Linked DNA regions of Homo sapiens: region 2 is linked to region 1. Evidence: read pairs that join two places in POLR2A ChIA-PET (ENCODE). Cell type or tissue: Caco-2. All regions are shown on one strand. Region 1 overlaps TTC13 (tetratricopeptide repeat domain 13). Region 2 has its middle 6.8 kb from the start of FAM89A.

The links. ChIA-PET counts read pairs that join two places held together with the same protein. Peaks named below come from ENCODE experiments on the same cell type or tissue, not always from the same donor. Only the 100,000 strongest peaks of a DNase experiment are listed, where the experiment ranks them.
Region 2: POLR2A ChIA-PET joins it to region 1 with 5 read pairs; 2 of 35 experiments call an interaction of 5 or more read pairs at or near these places.

The regions. Positions count from the first base shown.
Region 1 is chr1:230,936,519-230,940,518 of GRCh38, reverse strand. It overlaps TTC13 (tetratricopeptide repeat domain 13), which reads left to right. Exons shown (of 23, transcript NM_024525.5): 7 at 1-79; 8 at 1,023-1,133. Among named protein-coding and RNA genes, the nearest start is that of TTC13, 40 kb to the left of the region's middle. RefSeq lists a silencer at 3,310-3,510. In Caco-2, no CTCF peak of the experiment used is centred here; a DNase peak (open chromatin) is centred at 1,528.
Region 2 is chr1:231,045,014-231,049,013 of GRCh38, reverse strand. No RefSeq gene overlaps it. Among named protein-coding and RNA genes, the nearest start is that of FAM89A, 6.8 kb to the right of the region's middle. RefSeq lists a cis regulatory region at 1,871-2,159. In Caco-2, no CTCF peak of the experiment used is centred here; no DNase peak of the experiment used is centred here.

The DNA.
Region 1 (4,000 bases):
TGACCTCACTAAAGCTATCCAACTGCAGCCCTCAGCACGGCTGTACAGACATCGGGGAACCCTGTACTTCATATCAGAGGTGACTGGTTTTTGTCTTGAAGTATTTTTATGATGATGAAGATTTCATTTTTCCCTTGACCTCAGAAAGTGACTCTTTGATAGATTTGGGCTTTGACTGTTTAGTAATATGTCTGTGTCATAAGAGTTATAAAAGCATTTTCTGTAGCTGAAATTAAACCCAGTGGAGAACATTAAGTACTAAAAACATTTTCTTGTTTGAGCTGTCAGCAATAACTAATTCTGGACTGGCATTTAAAAAAAGAGAGAGAAAGATAAATTTAGTTTGTGGATTGTATGTCAATCTTTCTCGCAAATGTCCTCATAGGGAAGCAGGTGTGCATGTTGTCAATGTGATTATTAAACTTAGCGGTACAATTTGAATTTCTTTGGGTTTCACAGCCCAAGAAACACACCCTGAACTAGCATGGCTTTCCAGACTGTAGCTTCTCTATGTAAGTGACCCAAGCCTGACAAGGTTGTCTTTTATCATCAGAGTGGCATTTATGATTGCCACAATTATTTCTGTGGCTTATAGTACTTTAAATAACAATTTTCTGTGCCAAAGAAAATATATTAAAAGAGTCTCAGCATAACACATTTTAATGTTAATCTGTGGCATAATTATTCTGGGAATATCCAGTATGATAAAATGCTAGTACCAGAAATTTCTCTAACAGATTATTACCATAATACTATTTGAGATAAATTTTTTTGTAGTTGAGACAGAGTGCTTAAATTAAACCTTTGTTTTTCTCACAATCGCTTTTCTTAAAAAACTCCCAACTGTTTGAATGAGTAGTATAAGCACTTAACCAATATATAGTGTCATGAAATGTTTCCTTTAAAGCCAAAAAGGGCAGAGGATGAATTGAGATTTTTTTTCTCTACCAGCCAAAAATTAGGAAATGTTCACATATCTAATGAATACTATTTTATTTTTCCCCCCACTCTCCTTTTTGTAGGACTATGCAACAGCCCATGAAGACTTTCAGCAGTCCTTAGAACTGAACAAAAACCAGCCTATAGCTATGCTATACAAAGGTTTAACTTTCTTTCACAGAGGACTTCTGAAGGTGAAAGTGTTGTGCATATGTGTACCATATGATGACTCTGCTTCTCTTTTGTGGGTGGGAGGAATTTCGTTTGATTGATGGCTGGTATTTATTATTTATTGAGCTCCTACTCTTTGATGGGTTCTTGGAGGGAGATACAGAAAGGGAAAGGATCAAAGGTTAATAAGTGGAAGAAATGATACTTTACCTTTATAGAGGATACAGTTTGCAAAGCTTTTTCCACATATAATTTATCATATGGTAAACATACTCAAGAATGTAATATAAACAAAGTGCTTTGAAAATGTAGATAAGAAAGATTCATTGGAACTGCAGAGTTAGAGAAAGTTCCAAAGAACAGGTGGACTTTGTCCTGGAGCTGGAAGACTGAGTAGGATTAGGGGGTGGAGGTGGGAGAAGAAAAGCCCTTCAGGCAGAGAGGAGAGCGTGGGTGATGACTTGGGGAGATGGAAATATGGGCAGTTCACAGAGTGGGAAGTAGTTGGGTATGGTTTAAGGGAGATGAAGCTGGAAGGTCGGTGGAGGGCAGGTCCTTATCCTGGAGTACTGTGCTAAGCATTTTGACTTAAATTTGCAGACCAGAGGATCTATAAATTCTAGGTTGCCAAAATGCATAGATTCCAGCACTGAGACCAAATCTGTAATTTAGGAAGTAGATTCTGACAGTGTGGTGGCTGAGGAGATGAGGGACAGAAGGACTGACTAGGTGACATTGGTTGGGTCTAGGTCAGTGGGCATGAAACTTGACCCAGCTCCTTGAGAGACCACAGGAACAGGTTGGGAGACCCTTCTTTGATTGACTGTATTAGTATTGCTTGAGAACTGCCTGACTGCTGGGCAGAGGAGGTAGAGGGAAACAGGAAAGCTATCTGAACTGACTGAAAGTATGGGCAGAAACGTGGCCTCCAGCCTGGCCCTTCCTCCTGCCTGGGCACTCGATTCCATGTTCCGAGTCTGTGCGGGGAACCCACTGTGAGAAGGCTTGTGACAGGAGCCGGGGGCCTGGAACCTGACGGGGAGCTGCCTCTCTCACCTGGGCCTCCTTAGTGCCGCTCAAGGCCTGGCACACAGTAGGTGCTCTCACACAGGACATATCCAAGCTACCTGATGGAAGACAGACGGGCCTGAGAACGAAACAGAGGCAGCCTGCACAGCCAAAAAGCAATTCATTCTGACAGGAGCCCCAGAAGGTGGTACTTAACAAGAACTTTGAAGGCTGTGAAGAAATTTAGTAATGTGTGGCAGGGATATGTATTCTGCAGAAAGAACAGACATTTTATTATTGAAAGAGGTTTGAGGATCTGACATACATATATTTGGGTTGTGGGGAGAGTGTTTACCTGTGAAAAGGCTGCACATTGCAAATCCTCAGTGTTAAGGGCAGTGCCTGTCACAAAGTAGGTGCTCAATACGTATTAGTGCAATAATGAATTTCAAGGACAGAGCATTGAAGTTGATGTTGAATGGTCTTGGTTTGAGCTCTCGCTCCAAGCTCCATGGGCAATCAGTTTCTCCTTCCATGTCTATAAAGTGGAAACAATTCTACTTTCTGCCTCTTGGAGTGATCGTGAGGATTCAATAAAATACTCTATGTGAAAAGTACTTTGTAAGCTTTAAACAGGAATCAAATATTAATTATTATAGATTATTTTATCTGTGAAAATTTAAAGTTTTACAGATTCTAAAAGAAAACTCCCATCCCACTAAAAACCAAACCAAAAGGAATTTTGCAGATTCTATTTCATAAACCTCACATTCCTTTTGGAAGTATGTGGAGGATACTCCTAATAAAGACCTCTCTCTCCCCTCAGGATTCAGACTGGCAGCCGCAGGCTTTGAGAACAATTTCTTAAAACATGCTTTGAGCAGCTGCCAGATAGACTTGTCCAGTTTATTTTGTATCTGCCCTCTGTTCCTCTCATCTTCTCTGACAGTCACCTTAAATTTTAAAAACTCAGAACTTCGGTACTCTACTCAAATTATATCCCTTGGATATCTCATGGAGGAGAAAAAGATTACAAATACAAAAAATACCAACCTATTTGTATTAAGAGGTTGAAAATATTTTTAAAAGTAAACAAATGCAAACGGTTTCACTTTTAACATTGTTACTGTAAAGCCAGGTTTAGGAACATGGATGGGGCTCTTTGGGGTATTTGAAAATGAGAATTTTTCAGAAAAGAGAAACTAACTACAAATTGCACAAGAACTGAAATTCAGTTTGATTTGCTTTAGATCTGCATGATAAGAACCTAGAAACAGTGCTTTCATTTTGAGCATTAAAAGCCCCTCAGCAAACTAGTCCTACCAAGTTATTTGGTACTCTGTCCTTTTCACCATGCTCATAAGCACAGCATCAGCAAGTATAATAGATGGGAACTCTTGCTTTGCATTTTTATAGATCCACTGTCTGAGGAGGTTAGAGTAGTTACTTACTGACTCCTTCATCCCAACGGCATCTCCATGAGGTATAGAAGGAGTGGAGGGTGTCCCTGTTACACAGATTGGAAAACTGAGTCGGTAGTGAAACGGCTGAATTAATAAATGAACTTTGTCTAGGTTTTTCTGTTTCTCTTGTTAACCGCAGAGACAAGTATTAAATGGACCAGTGAGTTTGAGCTATCTTTATATCCTAAAGGTGGTCTCTCTTGGCCAACAGCAATTTAGAAATTAATTGAGTGGGTGATTGCTTATTTACTATATGATGTAATACGTTAGAAGTATATTAGGCAATATTACATTACAAATTTTACAACTATCTAATCCAGGGGTTATATCAGGCATTTTGGATCTTCCCAGGGAAACAACAAAAACTTTTCTATTGAATTCCATTGTTTTATCTATGTTGTAAGGATATTTCACAAACC
Region 2 (4,000 bases), 110 kb before region 1:
ATTTGAGCTGTAGAAGGGACATCTTGGAGGAATTCTCTAGGAAAAAATAGCCATTGGAATGAGCTCAGGGAGAAATGCTCACCCAGGGTTCCGTCGAGTTATGTGAGATAGATATATATATATATATAATTTTTTTTTTTTTTTGAGATAGAGTTTTGCTTTGTCGCCCAGGATGGAGTGCAGTGGCACAATCTTGGCTCACTGCAACCTCTGCCTCCTGGGTTCAAGCAATTCTTGTGCGTCAACTTCCTAAATAGCTGAGATTACAGGCACCTGCCACCACAACGGCTGATTTTTTGTATTCTGGTAGAGACGGCATTTCACCATGTTGCCCAGGCTGGTCTCAAACTCCTGAGCTCTGGCAATCTGCCGTCTCAGCCTTCCAGAGTGCTAGATTACAGGCGTGAGCCACTGCACCTGGCCTATGTGGCATATTTTGACTAAGTAAGGACTTTTGTGGAGATGAAGAGAGGTAACACATGTAAAAGTGCTTTTTTTTTTTTTTTGAGATGGAGTCTCTCTCTGTTGCCCAGGCTGGACTGCAGTGGCGCGATCTCGGCTCATTGCAAGCTCCACCTCCTGGGTTCACGCCATTCTCCTGCCTCAGCCTCCTGAGTAGCTGGGACTACAGGTGCCCACACCATGCCTGGCTAATTTTTTGTATTTTTAGTAGAGATGGGGTTTCACTGTGTTAGCCAGGATGGTCTCAATCTCCTGACCTCATGATCCACCTGCCTCGGCCTCCCAAAGTGCTGGGATTACAGGTGTGAGCCACTGTGCCCGGGTGTAAAAGTGTTATTAAAATTGGAAGCCACCACAGAGAAAAATGATTCCTAAAAATAAAGAAGGCTTGACATTTTAATGGCAGGCTTCACTGAGTGTGACCCCCCGCCCCACACAATCATTTCCGATGTTTAGGCAGAGTACCCCATTGACAAAAATAATTACTCTCTTTCTAAAAGGGTTTCATTTACTGTCTCAGAGTCACTTATTTACATCTTTAAGCCTGGGTTATTGCCTGGCACAAAGTAGATTAAAGAGGAAGGAAGGAGGCCGTTGTGATGTCTCATGTCTGTAATCCTAGCACTTTGGGAGGCCAAGGCAGGAGGATCCCTTGAGCCCAGAAGTTCAAAACTATAGTGAGCTATGATTACACTCCTGCACTCCAGCTTGGGTGACAGAGCAAGACTCTGTCTCTAAAAAGTAAAATAAAGAATAAAGTGGAAGGAAGGAAGGAAGGAAGGAAAAAGAAAGAAAGGAAAAGAAAAGGAAAGAAAGAAAAGAAAGAAAGGAAGAAAGAGAGAGAGAAAGAAAGAGGAGAGGGAGAAAGGGAGAAAGAAGGAAAGAGGGTGGAAAGAAAGGAGGGAAGGAAGGGGCTGGAGGTAGGAAAGGAGGGAGAATAGAAAGGAAAGGAGAGAGGAGGAAGGAAGAAAGGAGGGAAGGAAGGGGCTGGAGGTAGGAAAGGAGGGAGAATAGAAAGGAAAGGAGAGAGGAGGAAGGAAGAAAGGAGGGAAGGAAGGGGCTGGAGGTAGGAAAGGAGGGAGAATAGAAAGGAAAGGAGAGAGGAGGAAGGAAGAAAGGAGGGAAGGAAGGGGCTGGAGGTAGGAAAGGAGGGAGAATAGAAAGGAAAGGAGAGAGGAGGAAGGAAGAAAGGAGGGAAGGAGGAGGAAGGGGAAAGAGGAGGGAAAGGAGGAAGGGAAAGGAGAGAGAAAAGAAGGAAGGAGTGGAAGAAAAGGAGGAGGAAATGAAGGGAGGAAGGAGGGAAGGAGCAAGGGAAGGAAGGAAAAACGGAAGTGAGGGAGGAAGGGGTTATGGAGGGAAGGAGGGAGAGTGAAATAAATGGGTGCTATCAGTCCAGGTATTTTTTTCCTTCTCATTACACCTTTTTAATCCCACCAGCTTGCCTGTCTATTCCATAGTCTCCTTTTGCCTCGATTTTTCACATATGCTACTTTAATTCTCTACCCCACTTTCCCATCTCCTCATCCACTATATTTGGCTACTGTTGAAAACCCTTAAGTTGCTTGTTCTTATCTCCCAAGGGCAAGCTATTGCCTCTCTAAGCCTCCACAGCTAAGTGCTTCACCTTGCACTTGAGAAAATCAAACTCCTGGGAGATCCTTCCCAAATGTTTTCTAGGTTTCTGCACTTCCTTTGACTGCATTTCTTTTTTTCCTTCCTCCTTTCTTCCTTTCTTTTTTCCTTCCTTCTGTCTTCCTTTTTTTTTTTTTTTGAGACAGAGTCTTGTACTGCCCAGGCTGGAGTGCAGTGGTGTGATCATGGTTCACTGCAGCCTTGACTGCCTGGGCTCAAATGATCCTCCTGCCTCAACCTCCCAAGTAGCTGGGACTATAGGTGTGTAGCCCATGTATCCCATGTTCAGCTAATTTTTTATTTTTTTGTAGAGGCAGAATCTCACTATGTTGCCCAGGCTGGTCTCCAACTCCTGGGCTTAAGCAATCCTCCCGCCTTGGCCTTTCAGAGTAAGGGAGGAGATCACCCCTCATATTGTCTTATGCCCAATTTCTGCCTCCAAAGAAAGAAGAAATAAAAACTAAAAGGCAGAAATGAAATCCACAGGCAGATAGCCCGGTGTGTGCTCTGGGCCTGGTAGTTAAAAATCAACCCCTGACCTAACTGCTTGTGTTATCTATAGATTCCAGACATTGTGTGGAAGAGCATTGTGAAAACCCTGTCGTGTTCTGTTCCGTTCTAATTACCAGTGCGTGCAGCCCCCTGCTTGCTCAATCGATCTCAACCCTCTCACGCAGACCCCCTTAGAGTTGTAAGCCCTTAAAAGGGACAGGAATTGCTCACTCGTGGAGCTTGGCTTTTGAGAAACAAGTCTGCTGAAGCTCCTGGCTGAATAAAGCTCCTTCCTTCTTTAACCCGGTGTCTGATGAGTTTTGTCTGCAGCTTGTCCTGCTACAAGAGTGGTGGGATTATACGTGTGAACCACCATGTAATATTGCCTGGCTCACTCTTTCTGTCTTTCTTTCTTCCTTCCCTTCCTCCCTCCCTCCCTCTTCTCTCTTTCTTTCCCTCTTTCTTTCTTTCTTTCTTTCCCTCTTTCTTTCTTTCTTTCTTTCTTTCTTTCTTTCTTTCTTTCTTTCTTTCTTTCTTTCTTTCTTTCTTTCTTTTTCTTTCTTGTTTTCTTTCTTTCTCTCTCTCCCTCTTTCTTTCTTTTTCCTTCTTTCCTTCCTTCCCTCCCTCCCTCATTCCTGAATGACAGTGTTTCTACATACTGCTTGAGGAACGGACTCCCCTGTCCTGTCTTCCGTTTCCAGTGTTTTGGCTATCCCCTAGAAATGCAGACTTTGTTTCAGCCTTTGCACAAACAGTTACATGGATTCTGCCTTTGGTATCTTCCCAGTAAGAAGTCAATGGCCTGTGGCAAGGCTCTATTGTTTATTAGCTGAGCAAACTTGGGCAATACAACTACCTTTTATCAGCCCTTTATTCCTCATTGTCAGGTAGAACTCTGAGTCATACTCATCCCCCAGTGGTTGTTTGGATCAAATGAGAAAGCTCTTTATAAAGTATCAAGAGCTGATGATTTCTATTTCCTGTCTCTGAATTACCACCTAAATCAGGCCAGGTTGCCTCTCAATTCAAAGTTGCATTCACCTATTAACTATTCTCCCTCCCTCTAGTGTTCACTCATATACAGCCTATTAGACATGAAAGTGCCAGAATGATCTTTCTAATGCTCTGATTATTTTAAAATATAACCTCTCATTGCCTGTAAAATAGAGTCCAAACTTCATAGCATGGAATTCAAAACTCTCCCCAATCTGAGGTCAAAGCCACTGTTCCAGCCTAGCTTCCAACCAACCAGGAGTCTACCCACTCTCCCTGGTCTGTCTTCACTTTCTGAAAGTCTGCTTACCCTTCAAGCCTACTTTAAGTGAACAGTTTTCTGTTATACATGTTCTGAACTCCATAATGAATCCTGCCCTGCTGGGACTGCCACAGTGTTTGAACTGTACTTCTATCATGA